Linked DNA regions of Homo sapiens: all the other regions are linked to region 1. Evidence: chromatin contacts called from ENCODE Hi-C data. All regions are on one chromosome and are shown on one strand. Each heading gives the region's core, a stretch centred on a gene start or an enhancer-like site at or near the end of the contact. The rest is flanking DNA. Distances are from core to core; before and after follow the strand shown. Region 1 holds the start of ARSK (arylsulfatase family member K). Region 2 holds the start of ARB2A (ARB2 cotranscriptional regulator A). Region 3 overlaps ERAP2 (endoplasmic reticulum aminopeptidase 2). Region 4 holds the start of ERAP2 (endoplasmic reticulum aminopeptidase 2).

Region 1 (4,579 bases), core at 814-3,313:
ATGGGGATGGGTCAAAAGGACTCAGAACCACCTGAAGGGGCTTCCACTGGCCAAAGATAGGACAGTTTGAATATTAACAAGTATGTGAATGCAAAAATTTTTTTTATTTTTTATTTTTTAAAAATTTTTTTATTTTTATTTTTATTTTTTTTTCGAGACGGACTCTCGCTCCGTCGCCCAGGCTGGAGTGCAGTGGTGCGATATCAGGTCACTGCAAGCTCCGCCTCCCAGGTTCACGCCATTCTCCTGCTTCAGCCTCCCGAGTAGCTGGGACTACAGGCGCCCGAAACCACGCCCGGCTAATTTTTTTGTATTTTTAGTAGAGACGGGGTTTCACTGTGTTAGCCAGGATGGTCTTGATCTCTTGACCTCGTGATCCGCCCACCTCGGCCTCCCAAAGTGCTGGGATTACAGGCGTGAGCCACCGCGCCCGGCCGTGAATGCAAAAAATTTAAGCACAAATATAGAAAAATCTATGCATTCATACTACACTAAAAAAAATAACAAACCTATATATCTCAGTCATCTTTGGAAGTTTCTGGGATGTTGTGATCCACATTCGGATTCCCTTTTAGGAATGAACAATTGCCTCTGCTGAAGACAGCTGCTTTGCCCAACACCATGCCCCATTCTAGGAGCAGCCCACAACCAGTGGCCATCCAACATGCAGGTGGAAAGGTCTGTTCTCCTCACTCCTATTGGAAAGCAGCTCTGAAGCACCATACTAGTTTGAGAACTGTCATTCATAAGATGGCAACAAAATTCAGCTTCTCCTCTGCACAATCCTGCTTCCTTCATTTGCCTTTGATTACAAGAGCACTCTGTAATAAAATGCCATCTAGTCAATTTCCAGTACTGCCCATTCTCTAAGTTTAAATCACAAAGATAACTTTAAGTAATATTTTCAAAAAATCCCATGGGCACATCCAGACTATGTAATTTTAATCATCAGGAATCTACGAGAAAGGAAATACAACATATGATTACAAACACTCTTTAGTGCCAGATATGCTTAACACCAACATCTGTGTGACCACAGTAACACCGAGTGATAATAAACTAATATTACAATTAATAACCAAACAATTGTCTAAGCAGCACTTTTTAAAACATGGATCATCCTAAAAGCATCGCGTAAGGTTGACAGTAGCACCTTTGGCTTGGGAAAGTTTCAAAAACTGTTTAAGTTTGGGATTCAGCCACATTACCAACACACACACATACACACAATTTCTCTGGAATACGGGGGAGTGAATCAAGTTATACCAACGATTCCATTTGAATCAGCACTAACAGGATTATCACAGACCTGGGTAATAAAAATAAACTTTCTTCACTTCTCACCCAAACATGAATTCCTGCAAACTTGAGGTGAACTGGAAAATGACTTTTGGAAAGCTAACACGCTTTTATGGAGATGCAGAATGTTATTTTACCACACAATTAAACCAAACGGGGGTATGGACTGAAAGTTCATTAGTCGTGGTAAAATAATTTAGCGAATCGAGGTCAGTATTAAAAAAAAAAGATCTGCAAAGATGTTTTCAGTGTTTCACTATTGTTTTACATGTTTGCATAGGTATGTGGTGTACGTGTGAGTACACGGGGCCTCACATAAAATGTATTTCTTTCTTTGCATCGGGGTAAAAGGTGTTTGAAAATGTCTCAGGTTCTGCTCCCCAAAGCCTGCAGCACAGGCGGCGGCGGTGAGGTCGCCGATCCCCAGCGGGGCGCCCCTCCCCTGCCTCGCGGTACTTACGAAGGAGTCGCTCACGACCAGCACCACATTGGGCGCTTTGGCTGCTCTCCGCCTCTGCTCCCCTGCTCCGGGGGCCAGTACCGCCAGCGCCAAGGCTGCGACCACCGACACCCACAGCAGTAGCATCGCCGGTAGCGGTTCTGAGAGCCTGCCGCCGGGCCAGCCGCCTCCCTCTGGCGTTCTCTCCCTAGCAGAGCAGGGCAGGGACAGCGAACAACTCCCAAAGCTTGCAGTTTGGTTGCTTGATAGTAACGCCGAGCTTCACCCGCAGAACTACAACTCCTATCAGGCGGAGAGCGCGCACATGCGCAACAGAGAAATTCCCGCTTTTACCCACGTTAAGACCTTTTAATCAAATACCGAGCAAATCAGAACCCAGCCACTTCCAGTCACGTGAATGAGTCCTGGGAAAGGCGCATGCGCTCTCATTGCAGCCTCGGCGTTTGTAGAAGAGGAGCATCTGCTCCAGGTGGGTTTGGATTTCTGTCGGTTTTGCACAAGGGATCCTAAAGGCGATTGAAATGGTACTTAGAGAAAGAAAGGATCGGGGCCGGGGCTGTTCATTTTGGGCCGCGCAAGCGTGGCTGAGTGTTCGGCGAGAGCGTGAACTGGGCGGCGATGAGGTGGCGGCGCGGCTGTCACTTAAGTTGAATAGGGCGGTGCCTTGTGGGGCCTCTGGGTGGACCGCCTCAGGTGCGCCGTGAATGCCTTAGACCCCCCCGAATACCTTCCCAGGGAAATCTCTAGCCTGTCTCATCTTATTGCTTCTCTTACCCCGTGCAGTCAGGATTTACTGTGCTCCCATGGGGCGAGGAGCGGGGCCTAGTAAGAAGTTTCAGGCTGTAGGCAGGGGAAAGCATAGCTGTTCCTTGCCTTCAGAGAGCAAAGGAGATAAGCGAAACTGGAGGGGGAAATGGGCTGTGTGACATGTTCAGTTAGTTGACGTAGGTTCAGAATATCATTGTTTTGCTGCAGAATAAAAACCGGTCTCTTTTGACTGTTGAATTCCTTTGGAGAGTTCTGGAAGAAGCAGATTTCTGTCCCAAAGCCAAATTCCAATTTCTGTATCTAGTTTCGGGTATATAATTTGCACATCACACTAGTAGTTTTAATATTCTGACAGTTAAAAGAGGAGTTATACTACTTACTTAAGTCAACTGAATACTAATATCTGGCAGGTTTTTTTTTGCCTAAGATAATTGTAGTAAGGAACAGATTTGTTTATTTAATACTCACATGGCACTTAGGTGCTGAGCGTTATACTAAGCATTTACTGAGCATCTGCTGCGTGCCACGTACTTTTATATGGAATATTTTCTATAATCCTCACTTTCACCATATTGCAGATAGGAAAACAGGCTTAGAGAGGTTAAATGACTGGCCTGAGTTTACACAGGGAGCCAGTCAGAGCACGACTGAAAATTGAAGAGTCTGTGCCGTAACTCACTAAATGCTCTGTCTGCAGTTAGTTTATCTGTTAGTGTAGCAGAATTGTTACTCAAGCAGCATGATAAAGATCTGCGGGAGCATGCAAAAACGTAAACAGTGTTGGGCGCGGTGGCTCACGCCTGTAATCCCAGCACTTTGGGAAGCCGAGACGGGCGGATCACCGAAGGTTAGGGGTTCGAGACCAGCCTGGCCAGCATGGTGAAACCCCGTCTCTACGAAAAATACGCAAAATACTGGGCGTGGTGGCGGGCGCCTGTAATCCCAGCTACTAGGGAGGCTGAGGCAGGAGAATCACTTGAACCCAGGAGGTGGAGGTTGCAGTGAGCTGAGATCGCACCTTTGCACTCCGCCTGGGCAACAAGAGCAAAACTCCATCTCAAAAAAAAAACAAAAACAAAAAAACCCCTAAACAATAGTCTCAGTTTACATGAGTTTAGATTTCAGGGAAGCAAAACCAAGCATACATGAAATAATAATACAGCACGGAAGGTAATACAAGTGGGCTCTCTCATAAAAACAAATTTGTTTTGAGTTAATTTGGAATGTAGAACGTATTTTCTACCATAGTGACAATATTGACTGACATTTAAATTCATAAAAGTTATATTTAATTTTGTGTCTGATTCCATAAACTGTGCTTACTCTCTACAGCCTTGTTTCCACAGGACATGTACTCTGATGACAGGCTTACAAGAATACATCTTTTTCTTCTTTCTCCCCTTGGCAGTGTCAATAGGAGCAGGTGCTGCAGTGATTTGGAGCAAGACAGATATTTTAGAGCCTTAGAGACGTTGTGCTGGAAGAATCTAAGAGGCTTCTAGTCCTACTTCCCATCTGACATTCAGTTTATCCTAAAACATTCCTGCTGAGTGGATTGTCCAGCCTGTGCTTTTTCATCTCCAGTGATGGGAAACACTTCCATTGAGTACCTCATTCCACATTTATATAGGTCTCATTAAAAGTTCCTATTTTAAGTTGAAGTTAATCTTCCTCTATTTTTAACCATTCATTAGTGCATTTTTCTTCACTTTTACATGGATAATCTCTCCCTTTCAACAGTCCTTCCCCCAACTCCCTCGCCACCATTTATTTATTTTTCCTAGTCCCCAGTTTCTTCAGCTAGTTCTCATAATTTCAGGTTTCCTCATTGTTTTGATTACTCTTTTGTGAACGTACAACATTTTTGCTAATCAGTAATTCTATGCTATCAGAAAAGGTACTCAAGAGAATGTAACCATTTGCCTCACTGCCTACTTCCCTCCCGCCATTTTTCACTCCTGCATGCTCTCCTCTAGAATACTGAGTTCCGAAAGCCCTCTTTGGAAAGTGTGGGTCACAGATGCTTCTGTGGCTTGTTTTTCCCCAGGCGTG
Region 2 (4,579 bases), core at 715-3,214, 1.4 Mb after region 1:
ATCTTAGGCAGGATTGGACTTGAAAGGATATTTACTCTTTGGCTGTTGTCATACAGCTATTAGTTTCTTTTGCTGAAAAACAAATCACTCCAAAATTTACTGGCTTAAAGTAACAAGAATCATTTTCATTATCTCTAATTGTTTCTGTGGGTCAGGAATTCAGAACTGGGCACAGTGGGGATGGCTCGTCTCTGCTTTATGAAATTTTGGACCCCAGCTGACTCAATGACAGGAACAATCTGAAGGCTCATTCATTCCCATGTAAGTCCAGCTGGAATTGCAGGCTGAAGCACCCATATGTTTGTTCAATAGTTTACTACTGAACAAAGTACATTCCCCTAACCCTTGAGTGGGCCTCTATCCTGGAAATATTGAAAGGTCATGTCACTCATCTTTTGACCAATCTCCATATTTTATGTAAACATTGGTATATTCTCTTAATGGAATGTTACTTTTTTATTCAATTTTCACTAGTTTTCTCACTTACGTTCTATTTCTATTTCAGGATCCAACATTAAAGTTGGTCTCTTTAGGCTCCTCTTGGCTCAGACAGTTTCTCAGACTTTCCTTGTTTTTCATGACTTTAACTGTTTGGAGTAGTACTGGTCAGGTATTTTGTCTGATGTTTTTCTCATGGTTAAACTGGGATTATACATTTTTGGGAGCCTTATCTTTTTAATATAATCTGTCACTGTTGCAAAAGTCCACCAAAATAAAAATGTTTCCCTCCTCTGTTCAACAATCCTTCAGCTTCCCCAATTGTCTGCAGCAGAAAATCAAATTACTCAGCATGACATAGAAAGCTTTTCAGAATCTGGCTGTTGCCTTCCTCTTCAGTATAAAGTGTCACTCTACAAACCATTTGAGTTCTTTCCGGAAATGAAGCCCTAACAGTCTTGCAATGCCCGAGATTCATTCAGGTACTCAGTTCTGGCTAACTCCAGTGGATTCTCTCACCTTTTACTGCTCCTTATCTCCCGCCACTTACTTACACCACTTTCTTCTTGTCCTATACACTTTTCTAGATTTCCCCAATCTATTATTTACCACTGTGATCATTCAGTCATTCAATAAGTATTTATTGTCTACTTTGTGGACAGGCACTGTTGTATGGTTGAGGATACATTAAAAAGACAAGATTATGTCACTACCATCAGTGAGTTTACATTTTAGGGGGCAGGGTACATTTGCAAAGTACAAACAGTGTGGAAGTGAAGTATACCTTAGAGAGTCTGAGATCTCCTCTCTGAAGAACATAACTGTTGGTTTACTTGTCAGCCACCAGACTTTCCTTCTCTTTAGCTGCCTCAGAGGAGAGGGTATCTAACTCAGCTTTGTTACCCCAGCGTCTAGTTTAGCCTAATTCATTAAATTAACAGTTTTGGACTAAATAAATGCTCTGAGAGTACTATCTAAAAATTAAAAATCAGTTGCTTCCATCCCTTTCCCCAGATTTATCCTTGAAATACCTTTCAAACCTGTTTCTGGAAAAAACATTAATATCCGTAAGATTCCCATTTGAGTCAAGTATGATAACGAGAAAACTTTTGTCATTAGGATGCTAATATTAACTTCCTATTTTACATGTCCTAATTCAAAGGTAAATTTAATCTTCCGAATCTAGACCTCCCGGTTTTTCTGGAGTTGAATGGACAGGGTAAAGTCTGACACACTCTGAGTAGCGGAGTGGGGAACTGGCTGTAAGGACATCCTTAGAATAGTTAAAATTCCGCTGGGAAAACGAGGCTTTAGAGTGGCCTCGTCCTCTACGGCTACCCAGGCAGCCTTCACAAGGAAGGGCGACCAGAGTCCGCCAGTGCATAAGAGAACTACACTTAATTCACGCGGGCCTCTTTCTCCAGTCCACCTAATACCACAGGAACCTACCCAGGGCCCGCGCCCCGCCCGTTTCCGGGTTGTCGCCGCCGCTGCCGTCAAGTGCGTAATGACGTATCAATCTCCTGAAGACCCCGGAAGTGCAACTCGAACTTGGTCGGGGCGCGGATCCCGAGAGGGAAAGTCATAACAACCGCACGAGGGAGTTCGACTGGCGAACTGGAAGGCCACGCCTCCTCCCGCCTGCCCCCTCAGCCCTGTGGCTGGGGGCAGAGCTCAGGTAGGACTGCCGTTTGCGGGGATGTGAGCTCCGGGGGCAGGCCCGGGTCGAAATCAGGAGGGGGCTGGCCTGGGTCGGTCTCAGGCGGTGGTCGCTGGCCCTGGGGACCGAGGCTGTCTGGAACCACGCTGCATTCCCTGCGGACACCTCTGACTTGTGTCTGGGCCTCCGCTGATGGGCAGGTCCCATGTTCCATTTCCACTCTCTAGGCGGGAGCGACGTGTGTGTTCCCTGGATGACTTTCCTTATGTCGGGGCGTACGGGATTCTGGGAGTCCCTGGAGACAGAGTAATGGGCCCTCCTCCGCTTTCTTGCGAGTGGAGGTATTGTGGTTGTTGTATTAATTTTTTTTTCTACAAAAAGTATTATTAACTGCCAGCGCTTTACCAGAAGTCATTCACTGCAGAGGGATTAAAGTGCAGTTATAAAATGCTCTCAAAACTTGTAACATGCATGGGCGCGGGTGGGACGTTTCTCTGGGATGCAGTATGAATTAAGTGTTGAATACTTTTGACTTTGAAATAAAGTAAGTATGTTTTGGAAGCAGTCTTCTCTTTCCCTCATCCAGGTGTTTAACATATTCTTATAGTGCTCCAGGGTCTATATCTGTTGGGCCAAGAAACTCGTTGTGTTTGGATATACTGTATTTAATGACATGCAATGTTGTTGCATTTGTCCATTTCTCCCAAATCCTCAAAAAAGCTGTAGAGGGAAAAATTCTCTGGTTTTTATCTACAAGTGCATTGTATATTTATCAAAATATCAGTGCGATTTTTTAATGTAGTACATGACATCGTTTGCATTAACGCATGCCATATACTGCATAACAAATATCTCATTGATAAGGTGTATTCTTTATCCTACAATGCGAGGGACGGTTACACTGTATACATTTAGCGAATGTAGAAACTGAGTAAGAGAGTATTTTTGGATCTGCTTCGTTAAGGCCTCAGTGACAGTGCTGGTACCAGGCTTCTTTCAGAATTTTCAACTAGGCCTTACTTCCACTTAACCAGTGAATCCTACGCTGAAAAGTTAAGGATGCTCTGGATGCTTTCAGGCTATGGCTGCTCCATATGGTAGAATAAATAGTACCAAGGCCAAGAGGGAAATATTATCTATGAAACCATGAGCATCCACTTGTTTATCCATTTAGCAAGTATTTACTGGCAACCTTCAGTGTGCCGGATAGTGTTCAGGTGATGGGAAGACAGCAGTAAACAAAATAGAAAGTCCTTTTGCTCCTGGAACTTACATTCTAGTGGATGGAGACGTATAATTAACAAGTAAATATATAACAAGTAGTGATTAAGAGGTATAGAGAAAGGCAGGGCGCGGTGGCTCACGCCTGTAATCCTAGCATTTTGGGAGGCCGAGGCGGACGGATTGCCTGATCCCTGGAGTTTGAGACCAGCCTGGGCAACACGGTGAACCCCGTCTCTACTAAAATACAAAAAAATTAGCTGGGTGTGGTGGCGTGCGCCTGTATTCCCAGCTACTCTGGAGGCTGAGGCAGGAGAATTGCTTGAACCGGGAAGGCGGAGGTTGCAGTGAGCCGACATCATGCCACTGCACTCCAGCCTGGGTGACAGATCGAGACTCCGTCTCCAGAAAAAAAAAAAAAAAAAAAAAGAGGTATAGAGAAAAATAAATTAAGGGGAGAGAGAATGATAGAGGATGCTATTTTAGATAGGGTGGTAAGCTCACCCTCTCTGATAAGGGAACACTTGAGTGGAGATCTGAATGAAATGAGGGAGTGAGCTCCGCAAGTATGGAGGAATGAGTTGGCCTAGTACAAAGGCACTGAGACAGGAGCGTGTTTGATATATTTGGAATAGCAAGGATGTAGGCATGGAGGTAGCAGTACTTAACAATCTCAAGAATGAATATTTATTCCTTGATTTGGTGGCATGAGGGATTTTATTTATTTACAGTTTATTTTTTTCAGCTTTCCCAGACAAACCTCTGAGGAGAATCTGGTGTCTGTAGATATGTAGAGATGTTTCTGTGCTCTTCATTGAGCTCTAACAAAAGTAAGCACTATTTACTCAGTTGTATACAACTTGTACTGTCTCTGTTTTTAGAGTCAGATTGGGTTTGCACAGTAGTCATTGGTAACTAAGTATGGAGTATGTCCCTGTACTATGCCAACTTTATTTTTCACTCAGAAGTTTTTCATCATCCCCAACTGAAACTTCATACCTATTAAACACTCACACCTCGTTTTCTGTTACCTTCAGCCCCTGACAACTGCCAATTTACTTTCTGCCTCTATGAATTTGACTACTCTAGGTACCTCATATAAGTGGAATCATGCACTATTTGACCTTTTGTGACTGGCTTATTTCACTTAGTATAATGTCTCCAACGTTCGTCCATGTTGTAGCGTGTGTCAGAATGTTCTTTTTAAGGTGAAATACAATTATCCATTGTGTGCATATGCTGTTAATACATTTTGTTTAT
Region 3 (4,579 bases), core at 531-3,030, 1.3 Mb before region 1:
TGACGGTGGGTGATGGAAATGGATAGTAAAGAGCATCTTTATATGTTTTTTGTTTGTTTGTTTGTTTTGTTTTGTTTTAAGACAGAGTCTCACTCTGTCACCAGGCTGGAGTCCAGTGGTGTGATCTCAGCTCATTGCAACTCCGCCTCCTGGATTCAAGTGATTCTCCTGCCTCAACCTCCCGAGTAGCTGGGATTACAGGTGATCCACCAGACCTGGCTAATTTTTTTTTTTTTTTTTTTTGTATTTTAGTAGAGATGGGTTTTCACCATGTTGGCCAGACTGACCTCAGGCAATTTGCCCACCTCGGTCTCCCAAAGTGATGGGATTACAAGCATGAGCCACCGCACCAGGCCTATAAGTATTTTTGTAAGTAAAAACTATGTATTTGAATATGTCTCAGGATTTTCAAGAAATGCAAGTAAAAAATAGGAGCTGTGAAATAATTTTTGATTGTTGGATTTTGTTTCTTTAACCACAAAATCACACATCAGTTGGACCATAAGTGTGCTTTATAAGGGCACAAAAATATCAAATGAGATAATCAACATGAAAGTGCTTTTTATTCTTTAACTTTGATTTTTTATTTATTATTAATTATTGTTATTATTATTATTATTGAGACAGAGTCTCACTCTGTCACCCAGGCTGGAGTGCAGTGGTGCAATCTCGGCTCACTGCAACCTCCAGCTCCTGGGTTCAAGTGATTCTCCTGCCTTAGCCTCACGAATAGCTGGGATTACAGGCAAGCACCACCATGCCAAGCTAATGTTTGTATTTCTAGTACAGACGGGGTTCCACGAATTGGCCAGGCTGGTCTCAAACTCCTGACCTGAAGTGATCTACCCACCTTGGTGTCCCAAAGTCTTGGGATTACAGGCGTGAGCCATTGTACCCGGCCATGAAAGTGTCTTTAAACTGTAAACTGCTGCAGAAATATTAAACAATATTATTACTGTCCCTGGGACACAAGTGCTTGTAAAAAAGAAAGGATCTCTTCTGTCTACAATGACTTAGGGTTCTTCTAATTACAGGTATGAGTTCTCTGGGTCTAATGGTTCTATAAAAAATTATTTTCTTTGCAGTTGGAAATTTTAAAATATTTTAATAATTATTAGAATCATCTGAATTAACTGAATTTTTCTGCTTTGCCTTTCCTATTATCTACATGAATCCCAAAGACAGACCATAAGTTCTTTAATCAATCATTAACTGCTTATTAATCACTATTATAAGATCAACATATGCTAGGTGCTATCACATTAAAAAAAGAATAGACACAATTTTTGTTCTTAAGCACATTATCATTATTGAACTAATAAAAACAATAAAAGAGGGTACTATTATGTGGAACAGATTATAAGTGCACTGCTAAGAATTTAGCAGACAGGCAAACGAATGAGGGCTGGAACAGTCTGTAAGGAGGAGGTGAAATCTCAGCTGGATCTTAAAAGTTGGGTGGCATTTGAATTGTTGGAAAGAAGAAAGGGCATTTCAGCTAGTAAAGGCACTAGAAATATAGGCACAATGATCTAGAGATTGAGCAAGATTTCTTCTTATAAGAGAGAAGATTAGTTTTGCTCAACAAATATATACACATTGGGGAATACAGTTGACAACCTTAAAATTTGCCAGAGATTAGGTGTTATATGGTAGAAATTACAACATTTTAAAGATTTTAGATCAAGGGAACATAAAAGTGTAGGATTAGTCGTAGAAGAGAAACCAAAGAAAGTCAGGTCAAATAGTGAGCCCCTGGGGCCACCCCAGCGTGACATCCTAGTGTGGTGTTAGAGGAAAAAGGGAAGTGCTGCCTTCTATAGACCATGACAACATAGCAAGCAGAATAAATATGGTTGACTGACAATATATAGCTATTTATAAACATTCACAATTATTCTGTTACTTTCTAGATTAAATAACAGTCTATCGTTACCCAACATATGACTTACATTTGACAGACTGCTCCACAAGTCATCATTCTTAGCATTTCTATAGCTGAACTTCTTTAAGTACTGAATTATTCCTTTCTGGAATTTCTCCTCACCCAGAAAATCCTTGAGCATATTCAAAATACAAGCTCCCTTTAAAAAAAAACAAAAGAGTTGAAAAAAGAGATAAAGAAAATGGTAGTATGGTATGTTTTTAAAGGAAGCTTAAATTTTACGGAACATGTGTGATGTCTGAAAAGTGAACAAATAAAAAGTGAAACAAGTAGCAGGAACTGGCACCAGTGACTTAAACTGCTGATTCTATAGTCATTATTACACTTCTGAAAGCAGAGCTTCCACCTGCACCTGATATTTACTACCTTGTTATAGGAAACTTCATCAAACATTTCCTGTATTTGAGTCGGGGTTTCCGCTGGTTTGGAGATAGGGCGGGATGAATTCAATGAATCTTTTGTAATTACTTCAAAACACACATTCAAAAAATAGTCATCCTAAACAGGGAGAAAAATGTTTAGTTTTAGTTTCTATTTGACACTGTAAAAGCAATAGAAAACATAGTAGGTTTAGTAAGATGTTCTTAGAGGTAAGATTTCAATCGATATTTCTTGGGAGATGTTTCTTTTCTTGTATGTATTCCCCTTTGGCCAAAGGGGAATACATCTTTTTAAAGTTTCTCTACTTTAAAAAGATACAAATCCAATATTCCTTCAGACATTGCCTGAATGTTTATCATGTACCAGCCCTTGAATACAGAAATAAAATAATGGTTTCCATTTAGTGAATACTTGTTACGTGCCTAGACCTATCATCTGCAATCCTGTCAACACCTCTGCAAGGGAGATATGGTATATGCATTTTACAAATAAGAATATATAAAGCTTTGGCATTAAGCCACAAATTCAGTACATACACAGTAACAAGAAGAGCCTAACTTTGAATCCATGTCTGTCTATAGTGTACTGGACTAAATATATATCCCAAAGACCTAATTAACCATTACTAACCACCTTGATATGCAAATTTGTGTAGTGTTCAGACCACTATATTCGTTTTTAAAAAAGACGTACCTGAAGAAATCCCTTCACACATTTTGGGGAAGCCAGCAGACCCTTTGGAAATTCTAGAAAAGTACACCCCCAATGATGTTGATTTCAGGTTACATGCCGAGAACTCTCTATAGTACCTAGTAGCCATGAGCATTCCTGTGCAGATGTATACAAACAGTGATGTTCTTTCCTCTCAACCCACATACACAGTTCTACATTTGTATTAGTTTGCCTTCTCTCTTTACAGACTTTGGGGTGACAGATTTATGTTGATTGTTTTCTAAAACCTTCAATGTTTCATCCAGTTCTGTGATCTGTTTCGTGTATCAAACAAAATGCCATATGTTCAAAAACCACAACATTATGTAGTTTTTCTGTTTAACATTCACTTGAAATTTTAATAGTGAATTGATGATTCTTTACACCATATAGTATGATACACAGAATTGTGAACTTACAAATTGCAGCTCTGGATATGTAGCATTAACAGCGATAAGTTCCATGTATTTTGCAAAACCCTCCTTAAGCCAAATATCATTCCACCATTCCATTGTGACCAGGTTGCCAAACCACTAGGAGGTAAAAACTCAATATTATTAGAAGTTAAACAAATAAAAATTATTAACTTTAGCAAAAAATACAATAGTTACTAACTTTTTTTTTATTAGTTAGGATCTCTCTTCTCTCTTTGCTACCCTTTTCTCTCTGTACAATTTTCTTCTACTGATTTCCTTGCCTTCTTATTCTCACCACCACATTTTTGCTTGGTTTTCTTTTTTCTTTTTTTTGTGTGTTCTCAATGCCCTTAACTCTTCGACTTTCATTCTATCTGCCCAACATTTCCTAGTTATTAGATTTAATATTAAGAAAGAAAATGGAACACTTTATGGAGGTAGTTTTTTTCTTTCCTGCCCAATAAGAACAATCTCACCTTGTCCTTGATATATGATGATGTTCAAGGGAGAAATATAAATCCAAGTGTCCTGGGTGAAGTTATCTTTTTATATTAAGTAGCAGGTACTTAGGAGAATCATAAGAATTCATTTAGGGCTCTCAGGTTGTTATATAATATTACTGAAGAGCAAATTCAGTTGTTAACCTCTGCCCCTGACTTACTTCAGTGGGCCACTAGAAACAATAAAGGTCTAAGATTTAAAAAATATATAAATCAAATAAAAAGGATGCATAAATATAATTGACATATTTACCCTTTACCTATATTTGATCTGTATTATGCATTTTAAATATTACTATTCTTTTATGTGCTTTTATGTTTTATTTATTTAGTCTATATGCCTAATACTGCACATCTAGTGTATGTCTCTAAGATTAAAATCTCTAGACGGACCAAAGCTTCAACAATAAGATTCTAAGATTCAGAAGAGCCTGGTTATAGTTACAGAACAGAAAATTATAAGTCTGTAGCTTCTAGAAACAGTTTAAGCACTATTCCTTTTCTGACAGTCTTCAGATTACTTTACAAGTGGGCAGCAATCTTCTGAAGGGCATTCATGGAAAGGGAGAGGTGTTTCCTCAATTTGAAAACCGGTGAATATAAGAAGTACAGGATAAACTGATTCT
Region 4 (4,579 bases), core at 1,465-3,964, 1.3 Mb before region 1:
CTTGCTCTGTTGCCCAGGCAGGAGTAGAGTGTGCAATCATGATCACAGCTCACTGCAGCCTCAACTTCCTGGGCTCAAGTGATCCTCCCACCTCAGCCTCCAGAGTAGCTGGGACTACAGACACACACCGCCACACTCGGCTACCTTTTTTGTAGAGATGGGGGTCTCCCTGTTACCCAGGCTGGTCTCAAACTCCTAAACTCAAGCAATCCTCCCAAACTGTTGGGATTACAAGCGTGAGCCACTGTGACCAGCCTACTTTATTTTTATTCATTTATTTATGTTTTTGAGACGGAATCTCGCTGTTGTCCAGGTTGGAATGCAGTGGCACTATCTTGGCTCACTGCAACCTCTGCCTCTGGGGTTCAAGTGATTCTTCTCCCTCAGCCTCCCGAGTAGCTGGGATTACAGGTATGTGCCACCACACCCAGCTAATTTTTGTATTTTTAGTAGAGACGGGGTTTCACCATGTTGGCCTGGCTAGTCTCGAACTCCTGACCTCAGGTGATCCACTTGCCTCAGCCTCCCAAAGTGCTGAGATCACAGGCGTGGGTCACTGCGCCTGGCCATATTTTATTTTTTTTGAAAGACAATGTGTCACCATGTTGCCCAGGCTGGCCTCAAATTCCTGGGGTCAAGCAATCCTGATGTCTCAGCCTCCCAATTAGCTGGAACCACAGGCACACATGTAATTTTAAGTGTATGCCTGAAAGTAAACTGTGCAAGATGTCTCTATTTTGTCTTCATAAGTCACAAAGAATATTCTATATATATATTCTATATTCTTTGGATACCAGATATTATTATTACTACGAATGGCATTGAACTTCACCTCTTTCAATAACATTATCTGAATGGCCTCATTTTATGGCTACTGGTGTAAAGGTTGCTGGTCAAGGTAGGTATTTATCCCCAGTTTATTTTCAATATGTCAAAAGCCATGGAAATAAATTTTGAGTTTATAATATTCTTACAGAATTTTTTTAAGGTTCGGTTCTTTTCCCTTTACACTACTTTTGAAAGCACAATTAAATCAAACTGAATTTACTACCTTTGTAAATAGAACTAAGTTTCTTTCTTTTTGAAGGGTAAAGCTACAACACATATAAAATTAGGACAAACAGCATAGTTAATTTGGGGGAATCAATTCTTACTGCCACCCTACCACCTGCCTCTACTTACTTCCTTACTGCTCCAACTCAAACCATGAAGGTTTTCTCTGCTACTTCTTCTTTTTATAATCCTTAACAAGTTCTGCAGCATTAATTATCCAAACAATTACTTCAATTTTTCAATTTGCAATATTAATGCAGGTGACAGGTATTGTTAAAGGAACAAAAATAAAATAATATTAAAGATACTTCTCCCTCTTTTTAAAAACAAGCATTAAATTACTGCTACAAATCTCAGTGTTCCAAGAACGTCTGATAAGTACACTCATAATTGGTCTATTAGCTTGAATTTTGGAGGGTTTAAAAAAAATGGAGTGGCTTATTATGTGGGTCTGAGGCTTTGGAATCAGAGTGCCCAGATTCCAACGCTAATTCCACCAACCTCACCTACGTGATCATGGGCAAAGTTTTTTACTTTTTGAGCTTCATTTATCTCAACCATAAAACAGTGTAATAATTATACCTTCCTCATGCTGGGATGATTAAATGAAATAATTCATGTGAAGAAGTTGGCACAGCACAGCATGGAGCATATAGGAAGTAAGTAATTAGTGTTGGATATGAAATTATTATTGAGGTTATAACTTGCATTCAATGGCCAAAATGAAGGAGTAGCTCGCCCCCACTTGTAGCAGACACTCCTAGAGATGTACTTGATTGATAAGAGTAGAGAGAAAAGCTTTACTCACACAGTCTTTAACTTTAGAACTAGTAAGGGTTGTAAAGGCCAGCTAGTACAAGTCCTTAGTGTTCAGATAAAGAAACAGGACCGGGCACAGTGACTCAGGTCTGTAATGCCAGCATTTTGGGAGGCCAAGGTGGGCAGATCACCTGAGGTCAGGAATTCGAGACCAGCCTCACCAACATGGTGAAACCCTACCTCTACTAAAAATACAAAAATTAGCCGGGCATGGTGGCACATGCCCGTAGTCCTAGCTACTCGGGAGGCTGAGGCACGAGAATCGCTTGAACCAGGGAGGTGGAAGTTGCAGTGAGCCGAGATCGTGCTGCTGCACTCCAGCCTGGGCGACAGAGCGAGGCTCTCTCTCAAAATAAATAAATAAATAAATACATAAATTAAATTAAATAAACAGATGAAGGAACAGGATGGTGACTTCTCAAAATCCACACAGGAAGTCTGAAACAGAATCAGGACTAAAACATAGCTCTTTGCCCTTTGGTCTGGTGGGCTTTCTATTATACTGCACTGTACCTTAAATAGCAATGCAGTGAACAAAACATCCTGGGATTGAAGAGGCAAGAATTGTCACAAACGCTTAGAAAAGACAAAAAGATCTCTGAAAGAGAGTCAGTGCAGCAGCGTCTTAGATCAAGTCCCAGCCTCAACTGCATACACTTTCTAATACAGCCGCGCCCAATTCACCCCAGTCCCCCAGAACCTTGCCTTAGATTACAAAACCTTCTCAACACAGCAGTTCTATACCTTCAGTTCATTATTCTTATTGAAAAAATCTAATTTTAAGACAAACCCAAGAGAAATGTTGATACGTTACCTTAAATCATGCTGCTGCAGATTTGACTGAAGGGGAATTTACTTTTGCTTTCACTTTCTGTTCTAAGATTCAGAACTTTGCATGCTTCCTGAGTACAGTAAGTACTAGCTGGTTCATTATCACGCAGGTGTGAATGGAGCTTAGGATAAGAGCTTTATTTCAAAAAGGACAAGAAACTTTTTGTAGAATGCACAAATAAGTGGCTTTGGAGTAGAAGCCAAACCATGGAAAGAAAGGATCGCCAGTGGCTGCCACTTCTGCTGTTATCACCTCCCTTCCCTTGTCCCCAGGGTAAAGCCTTCAGAACATAGTTTATGTTTTTTAGTGCCAAGTTGTTGTCTTAGGAATTGATCTTGAACTTCTCCTTGTGCTGCATCCTCAGTGCTATGAAATCTGACTTCTGCCCATCCACCCCACAAACGTAACTCCAAGCTTACCAAACACCTCCCGGGCAGCTTCTGTGATCTTTATCAGAGGTGATTATTCTCAGATTTTCCATGTCTGTAACCACCCTGTCTCCTTGGGCACGAGGGGACTGTATCTCATGCTCATCTCTTTGATCTCTCTTTATCTGCCTGTTTGAGTTGGGCTTCAACTTCCTCTCTGCTCTGAATACAGACCTTCCACAAAGATGAAACCTCTGGCCTTTGCTCTGCCCTCTCTTTATCCTTTCCAGTACCCAGATTTAGCATTTATCCCCATTCATCCCACATTGCTCCCATTGTGATCCCTCCTTCAAGGGTTCTGCTGCTGTAATTCCAACAGCCTGATGGACCAACAGTACATGGATGTCTAACCCTAACCTGAACCAGAACCCTGACAACTCAAATAGTGTTTTCTTTCCCCAGATAAACACCCTTTGCTTTATATGCTTCCAGCCTTCTTCCATTATCTAGGATTGAACCATATAGTTAGTTACTTTGATTCTGTCCCTCTCCAATTTGTTACCAAAGCCTGTTGATTTTTCCTTTTCTTTTCTTTTTTTTTTTTTTGAGATAGGGTCTCACTCTGTCACCCAGGTTGGAGTGCAGTGGTGCCATCCCAGCTCACTGCAGCCTTGACTTCCTGAGCTCAAATGATCCTCCCACCTCAGCCTCCCAAGTAGCTGGGGCTACAGGCATCCACCACTACACCCAGCTAATTTATTATTTTTTTTTTATAGATGAGGTCTTCCCATGTTGCTCAGGCTGGTCTCAAACTCCTAGGCTCAAGTGATCCTTCTGCCTCAGCCTCCCAAAGGATTGGGATTACAGGCATGAGACACCGCAACTGGCCTTTTTGAATCATTTTCAATCTCTTTCTATCCAACTAAGAAAAAATCCCACCGCTTATTAAAGTAGTCCAGGTCCTCATCCTTCCTCACAATGGCCTTCAATCATGTCTTCCCAGCTTCTCAAGCTCAGCTTCTTGCAGTTACTTGTACGATGCCACCAGATTAATCCTTTCAACTACTGCTCGACCATGCCTCCCCCACTGCTCAAGATCTTTCCTTGATTTCCCCATTTACAGAGGGGCAAGTCCTAGTGTGGGAACCATAGTGGCCTACTGGCAGCCTATATGCCAGCCTATAGTTGTTTTGTTTGAATCACAGTCTATTAAATGGCAATACATCCATACAATTTCTATTGTCAAGTGAAATATAACAAGCTTAGCTCTTATCATGTTGCAGACACTCTTCATAGACTTGTATCATGTGCCTTGTCCTGCTGTGGTTTGTGTTTGCAACCTATGTTTGGCCCAATAGCACATGTTGCCATGATTAGATCCTAGTTAAGTCTCAAGCTTTAATTTTTCCACCTTTCTACATTTTATTATTTCAACCTGAAAGAACAAGTCGATAAAGTAGAAGGGGCAGAAAGGAAGGCAGTAGCCTACACCTAAGGCCCGAAACAT

Evidence for each region. A loop is a pair of places that touch in the nucleus more often than their neighbours do. Pooled maps may share reads with other maps.
Region 2: a map of CD8-positive, alpha-beta T cell shows a loop between it and region 1 (9-fold over the local background). The contact joins the promoter of ARB2A here to the promoter of ARSK in region 1. A Hi-C loop is called at or near these places in 2 of 168 maps with a recorded cell type or tissue (CD8-positive, alpha-beta T cell and naive thymus-derived CD4-positive, alpha-beta T cell) and 13 of 50 pooled maps.
Region 3: a pooled map shows a loop between it and region 1 (7-fold over the local background). The contact joins the enhancer-like site here to the promoter of ARSK in region 1. A Hi-C loop is called at or near these places in 5 of 50 pooled maps.
Region 4: a loop to region 1 is called in a pooled map, with 6 times the contacts of the local background. The contact joins the promoter of ERAP2 here to the promoter of ARSK in region 1. A Hi-C loop is called at or near these places in 5 of 50 pooled maps.

Annotation. Positions count from the first base shown.
Region 1 is chr5:95,552,585-95,557,163 of GRCh38, reverse strand. It overlaps ARSK (arylsulfatase family member K), which reads right to left and starts at 2,063. Exons shown (of 8, transcript NM_198150.3): 1 at 1,760-2,063. The coding sequence starts at 1,885. It overlaps SKIC3 (SKI3 subunit of superkiller complex), which reads left to right and starts at 2,187. Exons shown (of 43, transcript NM_014639.4): 1 at 2,187-2,228.
Region 2 is chr5:94,109,048-94,113,626 of GRCh38, reverse strand. It overlaps ARB2A (ARB2 cotranscriptional regulator A), which reads left to right and starts at 1,964. Exons shown (of 11, transcript NM_032042.6): 1 at 1,964-2,116. It overlaps LOC105379087 (a long non-coding RNA gene), which reads right to left and starts at 1,925. Exons shown (of 7, transcript XR_001742441.2): 1 at 1,888-1,925; 2 at 1,223-1,302; 3 at 1-72.
Region 3 is chr5:96,894,237-96,898,815 of GRCh38, reverse strand. ERAP2 (endoplasmic reticulum aminopeptidase 2) reads right to left here. Exons shown (of 19, transcript NM_022350.5): 7 at 3,457-3,570; 8 at 2,312-2,443; 9 at 1,953-2,084. It also overlaps a transcript of ERAP1 not described here. Among named protein-coding and RNA genes, the nearest start is that of ERAP2, 20 kb to the right of the region's middle. RefSeq lists an enhancer at 1,631-1,690. Within about 2 kb of position 1,780, at least 8 of the 41 ENCODE cell types and tissues checked have a DNase peak (open chromatin) inside an H3K27ac peak, as active enhancers do.
Region 4 is chr5:96,874,635-96,879,213 of GRCh38, reverse strand. It overlaps ERAP2 (endoplasmic reticulum aminopeptidase 2), which reads right to left and starts at 2,714. Exons shown (of 19, transcript NM_022350.5): 1 at 2,687-2,714. It also overlaps a transcript of ERAP1 not described here. RefSeq lists enhancers at 1,816-2,025, 2,396-2,605, 2,776-2,925, 2,946-3,075.